Linked DNA regions of Mus musculus: regions 1 and 2 are each linked to region 3. A link is a loop called in an ENCODE intact Hi-C map of the cell type or tissue named here. Cell type or tissue: heart. All regions are shown on one strand. Region 1 has its middle 25 kb from the start of Abcb4. Region 2 holds the start of Tmem243 (transmembrane protein 243, mitochondrial). Region 3 holds the start of Dmtf1 (cyclin D binding myb-like transcription factor 1).

Region 1 (2,500 bases), 290 kb before region 3:
TTCCAATAGCAAAAAAAAATGTGTAAGTTAAGTCTGGTTTACAGAGCAAGTCCTGGGATAGCCAGAGCTACACAGAGAAACCCTGTCATGAAAAACAAAACAAAACAAAGCAAAACAAAACAGAACAAAACAAAGGCTGACTTGCTTAGTAACATCCCAATTCATAGAGGGTATCTTTACTGTAATAGTTTTTGCTTAAATATTAACAACATACGTATTTTAAGTAAGTATATGCTTCAATATGGCATATATTCCAACTCTTGAAATTTAGTTGAGAGACATAAAAGGATGCTGTTGAAGCATTAGCTATAATATTAAAAATTGTACAGCTTTAATGTTAGCTTAATAGTTTAAAGTTGAGCATTGCTGTACATACCTGTAATTCTAGGACTCCAGGAGCTGAGGCAGGAGGATCTTGAGTTTGAGGCCATCCAGGCTGCAAAGCAAGTGTCATGTCAGTCCAGGATACAATAAGACCTTGCCTTAAAGAAGCAAAATCTGTTCATCTTAACATAACAGACTTCTTTAAAATTAGATAAAAAGCATTATATTTTCTTTGCGATCACCAACTGGAATAGTGTGTAATCTTTTACAAAACTAAACTGGACACCAGGCCAGATAGCCAAATGAGTACCGAGAACTCGCCTCATCTCCACAGAGAAGCCGAGCAGCAAATGAATAGCTGTGTTTGGGGGACAGTGGTACTGGTCAGAATGAAGGTGGCAGTAAGGGAGAGCCAGGAACCTGCACAACCCAGAGCCCTAGGATGGAAGCTCAGGGAGTAGGAGAAAGCACGCCCACAGTGTGGCCCCTGTTCTCCAGCTGAGACCCCACATCAGGGAAGAGAGTGCCTAGCAAAGTCCTCAAGGTCAGAAGGGACAGGTCTGAAGCCCAGCTCAGAAAGCTTCCAGGAGTCTACATTGTGATTTCTCCAGGTTAGTCACATTAGCACCAACAAGCTCCCAAACAGGACATGAAACATAAGTGGTGGCCACCAACAGCTCAGGACTCCCAGAACAAGATTAAGGGATACTTGGGGACAGTTGACAAAACAAGACAAAGAGCAGTAGGTGGCAGTGCTGGCCAGCTTCAGGATTTCCCCATCAGGGGAGCATGCTCAGACTAACACCTCTAACCCCAGTGAATTCTTTTCAACTTTAGGAATGCTTAAATCCCTATAAATCTTATATGTCGATTTATAACAGATTGAATTCTGGGTAAAATGGGCTTCTAAGAAAAGCACATCCTCTCCTGGAAGTTTGTCTGCCCTGAGAGAGACAAAGGAAGGGGTAGGGTGAAGGGGGGAGGTGTGAGTCTGAGAGGATCAAAGCCATTGCTGTTCTGCTGAGCCCACTCTTTCTAAGGAGTGCATTCCTGCCTTTTACAGAACCTAAAGGGGAAAGAAAGGAGGACAGCCAGATACAACAGTAACTGAAACTCTCTCCTCTTGGCTACACATCCAGGAGCACGAGAGGACCCCAAGTAGACGTGACATGAAGCAGTGCAGCCCACGGTTTATTAGTCAACTGTCAGCTGTCACCTAGTGTATTAGATTAGCAGCAGATTCTTAGCAGAATCATTGTAAGCCAAGAGGATATTGAATAAAAATAAAAACCTAAGACAAGCCAATGTAGACAGTCCATCACCTCCAGTAGTGCCTTACAAGATACACCAGGAAGAATGCCTGAAAGCTACTTACACCAGGGAAGATAGCATAAGTCTAAAACTCTAGCTCTCAAAAGACTGAGGCCAGAGGATCATGAGGTCCTGACCACCAGGGGCTACATAGTGGGATCCTGTCTCAGTGAGAGAGGAAGAGAGAGGAAATATATATATTTGGGAACACAGCTTCATAATATATATATTTAAATCAACAAAATGACAAGTACTTTTTTATTGTCTCATATATTACACAGCCCACAGAATTTACTAAACAGGAGTAAATTTTTTTTTATTCACACTAAAATATTTATTGTTTACTTGAAAATAAAATTAAAGCAGGGCTTGTCCTGTATTTTTTTTCAAAGCTTACTTCTATGTTTAGTGACATGATGAGTGTGTGTCTGTCTGTGAGTGTGGATGCAGTGCAGTGCCCATGGAAGGGGTTGAATCCCCTGAATATGGCATTCCAGGAGGAGGCCAGCCTTCTGAAGTGAGTGCTGGGAATCGAACCCAGGGACTCTGCCAGAGCAATGTGAGCTCTTCACCCCTCTGCAGACCCCAGATGTCCTGTGTTTCTATCTCGTCCTCCTACTTCAGTTTTATTCGGGGACAATCTCTGCTTTTCAAGGGATTTTTCAAAGACCCCTGCCTTGGCTCTCTTGTTTCACTTTTCTAAACCTCTGCTGCACATCGGTCGTTTGTTTCTATATTTTATCCATTAAAGTGCATGCTACATGAGTGCAGAATTGTCTTACGTTACCTTTTTATTCCCCACATCACCTAAGGGACTATCTTACACATTATAGAATTTTTTTTTTTTTTACTTTTATTTCCATGA
Region 2 (2,500 bases), 61 kb before region 3:
AGCCTCAAAAATATTTTTTGTTGAATGAAACTGAATATAAGTAAGTGAATTAATTTGTAGGACCTTTTAATATGAATCTTTAAATAGAACTTTTAATAGAAGTGGGTGCTGGATTATGTAGTATTGCTGTTGTTAAGGTAAAGTCGCGAGTAAACAGCTAATTTGTAAAACACGTGTAATGATTGGGCAATGGGGATATGTATAATACTTACGTGTACTCAGGGCTGGAAGTTCGTTGTGGTTGTTATTCCATCCCTTGTTCTAAACTGTTGCGTGGCACTGGAACCCATGTCTAGATTCTAAGCGTTCGTGGAGGTATCGCTTCAGCTTAGAGTCTCCTGCACACTAACACTTTCCGAACTTTCTTGAATCTAGCTAGGTATTAGTGTCAGCCCAATCCTATTAGTGTAGTTGTTTGGTTTTTAGCTTTTAGGAAGAACTTCAAATGTAGAGCGACGGTACTTGTGCAGCTTGTCCATTCCATTCAGCTCTCTAAGCCCCAAGACTCCAAAAAGGCCCAAGATGCGAAGCTCTGGCCTGTGGCAGCACCCCCACTGGACCAGGCAACGAAATACCTAACTGTTTATGTAAACTAGGACCTCTTATTCTGTGTGTAATACAGAATAAAACACGCATACACGATTGCCTCCGATACTGTAAAGTGTCCACATCCAAATCCTGGAGTGGTCGAAGCAGGTTGTCGGGTTTTAAGACGCCAAATTCGAGTCGGTCTTCAGAACCCTGCTTTAGCCACTACGTGCACCGCGCAGCCGCCAATTGCCAAGAGGCGGAGAAACGCTTGGCAGCGGGGACCCGCGCCTCGGTGGGACGACCCGCACCTCTGTAAATAAAGCTCTGCAGCCCAGGCGGCGCCTCTGCCCGTGGGATTGGCTGCCTGAGTCGTGACGCGATCTGGGCGGGCCCGACCGGTTTGCGACAGTGGCCGCAGGTCCCGGACCGGAGAGCCCGGGGGGACTCGCCGCACGGCGCCGGCGTCCGGCCGGCGTGTGGGGGCCACGGCTCGGGGTCGCGGCCGCTGCCTGGATCCGCCGCGCGCGCGGCGCGGGACGCCGAGGTCTGGCTTGCGGGCGCAGCCGGGGCTGCGGGGAGCACGGGGGACGGGACGCGAGCGGGCGGATGCGGAGCTCTCAGCCGAGCTAGGGTGGTGTGCGGGGCCGCCCGGCCCGCAACTTCACTCCCGCCGCCCCGCCGCGCGGGGGACTCGCGCCAGGCAAACTTTCTCCCGGTGGAGCCCCGGCCGAGATTGGGGGCGGCGGGCGCGGGCGGGGCGGCGGCCAAGCGCTGTTTGTTTCCTTTCACTTCCCGCGGCGGCCGCTGGAGATGAGGACGGCGGGGCTGGGGCGGAGCGGCCAGGGGCCCCCGGGAGTGACAGTCGCCCCGTCGGGATTTCCCGCCCTCCCCACCCCCCCAGGGCCCGGGCCATGCGTGCGCCGTGAGGGGCGGGCGTCCGGACTTCGCGAGCTGATGCGGACTCGCTTTTGAGCGTCCGGGGACGAGCGAAGCAGCCCTAAAATGGAGGACTTTGCTACCAGGACCTACGGGACCAGCGGCCTGGATAACAGACCTCTGTTCGGGGAGACGTCTGCCAAGGTGAGTGCGGGAGTGGGCCCCGGGCCAGAGTGCGAGAATCCCGCCTCCCTCCACCCCGCTGGCTCCTTGCAGCCTGCCTGGAGGGTACTTGGAAGTGGGAAGAACTGTTCTTGCCGTCCCGCCCCTCTCTTGGGATGTTTGCCCTGCACTCTGCACCAAGAGCAGTTTGGAGTGGAGAAAAGTTCAGAAAGTTCTGGGCAGTTTGTGGGAAGCCCTTACGGAGAGTGCGGAAACCCCACCGTGGAGGGAAAGTCCTGCGAAGGTTGCATAAGCGCACTTTCCAGCTCCACACTTCAGGTGTGCGTCCAGGGCTTTAGTGGTTTCAGGAGTGCATCGAGAGCCCAGGGTTGCTTCTGATGATTGCTTACCTAGAGTTCTTAAGAGGATGAGGATGTGAAGCAGCTCCATGAAGGTGGATGTTGGCCACAATCCCAGGAGGTGATCAAACAAAGGGTCCCAGCTCTCAAATAGGCAGAGGCACTAACCGTTTTCTAGAAGCTTGACTAGATAGAGCCTCTGGCCTGCAGTCAACAAAAGTCTTTCTCTGTACTTAGCGTTAACTTTCTGAAACTTGCTCCCCACCCCCAGCCCCCTTGCCTTGGGGACAATCAAGAAACTCTGTATTCAGCATAAAACTTTCTCAGAAGTCAGGGCAAGATTAACCTGTAGCTCTCTTACCCTCCCCCCCCCCCCACTTGTAAATGACGTTGGTGACTGTAGACCCCCTGACCCCTGATAGGAGCAGTCAGCCTTTGAAAGTTGCTGTGGTTACTGTAGAGCTGGGTTTCTTACCTTGTGGGAAGAGCCTGTACCACACACAGGGAACTTCTCCACCTGGCAGTCATGGGGAATCCTAAACTTGGAAGCTGCCAGTCTACCATGAAGATTA
Region 3 (2,500 bases):
AATTTACAGCCTAAAAGCCACAAAAGTTATTTACAACACGAAAATATAGCTCTAATTAATAAAAGTCAGTACATCTAGCTTAAGACATAACACATCACAAACAGTACTGAAATGCATTTTTCTTTGGAGGTTGTCCCAAAGGAAGTCTAGCTGTCAGAAAGAGGTACAAGGGCTGACAAAAGCAATCACGGGCTATCACTCTTTCTTTAGCTACACCGAAGTCTTTAACTATAAAAACATATGCTGTATCACTGAACAGCACAGGATGGCACTGGACCACTTCTTTCGGAGTAAAACTCGTTAAGGTTGCGGGGAGATTCTCAAAAAAAAAAAAAAAAAAAAAAAAAAAAGTTCTTGCTAGAGGGCCAAAGAGGGTTTTGAAACGCTAAAGGTCTGCTCCGCACGATCCTGACAATTACTAGTTGGCTGGGCCAGGACTCTCCCCGCACCCCAGGCCACGTCCCGCGCGGTCTCTAAAGAGAAAGTCCGACTGGCAACCATGACTTCCTTCGCTGAGTCCAACCGGCGAGGGGCTCACGGGCCAAACGAGCCGAGGAGAAATGGTGGGCTTGGGACGACCCCCGCCCCCACTGCCCTGCCCACCCCACCCACGCAGCCGAGGGGGCTCAGTGCACCCCAGCCAAGCCAGGCTGGCAGCTCCGCCGCCCAGCACGCACACGCCCGCGGGGCCCCCGGCGCCGTCCTCCGCGACTCGGGCCCACCCCCAGGGGTCCCGGCGCCATTTAGTTCCTCCAGCCCGCCGCCATTTTCCGCCCCCACCGGCTCGCCGCTGCGCCCCAGGGATCGCTCGGGAGTTCCAGCCGCCAGCGGCCGCTTGAGCCGGCGACGGAGACCGCGGGCGCGGCGTGCGGGGCCTGCCGCGGCGGCTAAGCGAAGCCCGGACTCCGACCCCGCCCGCGGCACCCAGCCGGCGACAGCCAAGGCCCGCGAAGGGGCCGGCTCGGCCGCACTGGGCGGAGCGGCTGCGGCGGAGGCCCGGACCTGAAGGTTCCATCGCACTTACTTCCTGTTTTGGGTCCGGGCACTTTGGAAGAACCAGGATGGAGGCTCCAAAAAATACCAGGATGGAGGAAGCAGCCGCGGGAGAGAGTGGCTGCAGCTGGGGTGAGCGAGCGCAACCAGCCACCGGAAACGGAGCCGCGAGGCCGCGCCCCGCCCCCGCCCTCCCAGCACCCCCCCTGCGGCCCGCCTCTCCTGGGGGGCGGGCCCGCGCGCCACCCCCGACGTCACTTCCGTCTGCGTCGGCAAGCTGATGGGTTGCTGCGGAATCGAGCGCCATTCTCAGCGAGCGATAGGGTCGGACGGTCGCCGTCGAGCTGTGGCGGGTGATAGACGTAAAGGAGGGTCTTTCCCTTGGCAGGCGTCTGCACCATCTGTCTTTTAGTTTCCGCAATCTCCGAAGCGAAGAGGGAGCGGTGTGTCTCTATAATTCTTGTGAAAGGTGACCTCCGTGAGTGTGACCTCGCTTTTAGGAGACTACAGTTCTTTATGCATTTAAAGTTCAGTGCTGGTAGCTATGCCGAGTGCAGCTCTATTTTCTGGATTCTTAGAGATGAACAAAATAGAAGCCCTGTTCCCATGCCAATCTTTAAGAATCAGGTTCATACATGAATAGATGCATTTTGACCATATTTACTCCTTCCTATCCACTCCAACTCCTCCCCGTGTTTTCCCTGACATGCCCCCGACTCAAATTCATGTCCTATTGTAGGGGTGTATTTCTGGGTACACACATGTAGCCCAGATGTACTTCAGTGTAGGGCTGCGCCCCGCTTGGACGTGGGAAAACAATCTGATCTCTTCAGGAAGGAAGTTGACTCTTCCTCAGCAGTCTTGACTGCTTGTAGCTCCCTAGCCAGAGATGGAACCTTGTTCGCCATCCATGCTGGAATGTGGAGTGGAGTGGTGGTATGCATGGGACCACAGCTGCTGAGTGGTGGGTGTTAAAACAGAAGTCTTCCCATTCCCCTGACTCTTTCAAGTTTTCTGCCCCCCATCTTCAGCAACGCTCCTATACCTTTGGTGTAAGGATTGCATTATAAAAACCCACTTAGGGATAGGCATTCTACAGTCACTTAACTGCACACTGGTCAGATGTGGTTTTCTGCCATAAACACTGCTACAAAAAGTGCAGACTCTATGATGAGAACATCAAAAAAGTTGCCTTTTGCCCCATGCTGGGCACAATTGTTCGAACCTATTAATTTCAGCAGAGAAGAGGTTGAGGCAGAAAGAAGACTGGATTTTGAGGCAGTGTTGGCTACATAGAACACATCTCAACCAAACCAAACCAACCCAAAAGTTCTAAGATACACAATTCTGAGCATTGGGGTTCCTATTGGTGTTGCTTTTATGATTCAGCAGATACACGTTATACTTTGCTTTCCTTTCACTACTAGTGATACACAAAGTCCCATTCCTAATCAAGAAGCTGTTTGCAAATGGTAGATCTGGGGAAAGGGAAAATCATTTTTTCCCC

The links. Peaks named below come from ENCODE experiments on the same cell type or tissue, not always from the same donor. Only the 100,000 strongest peaks of a DNase experiment are listed, where the experiment ranks them.
Region 1: it touches region 3 in a loop (3-fold over the local background); 3 of 42 quality-filtered maps call a loop at or near these places.
Region 2: it touches region 3 in a loop (7-fold over the local background); 5 of 42 quality-filtered maps call a loop at or near these places.

What each region holds. Positions count from the first base shown.
Region 1 is chr5:8,867,166-8,869,665 of GRCm38, forward strand. No RefSeq gene overlaps it. Among named protein-coding and RNA genes, the nearest start is that of Abcb4, 25 kb to the right of the region's middle. In heart, a CTCF peak has its summit at 1,070 (motif pointing right); no DNase peak of the experiment used is centred here.
Region 2 is chr5:9,099,785-9,102,284 of GRCm38, forward strand. It overlaps Tmem243 (transmembrane protein 243, mitochondrial), which reads left to right and starts at 953. Exons shown (of 5, transcript NM_001081029.1): 1 at 953-1,075; 2 at 1,433-1,611. The coding sequence starts at 1,534. In heart, CTCF peaks have their summits at 781 and 1,346; DNase peaks (open chromatin) are centred at 887 and 1,557; H3K4me3 peaks cover 1,995 bases; H3K27ac peaks cover 1,182 bases; H3K27me3 peaks cover 420 bases.
Region 3 is chr5:9,160,590-9,163,089 of GRCm38, forward strand. It overlaps Dmtf1 (cyclin D binding myb-like transcription factor 1), which reads right to left and starts at 1,187. Exons shown (of 18, transcript NM_011806.3): 1 at 1,025-1,187. It overlaps Gm46901 (predicted gene, 46901), which reads right to left and starts at 321. Exons shown (of 1, transcript NR_166570.1): 1 at 1-321. In heart, no CTCF peak of the experiment used is centred here; DNase peaks (open chromatin) are centred at 1,132 and 1,762; H3K4me3 peaks cover 2,201 bases; H3K27ac peaks cover 2,028 bases.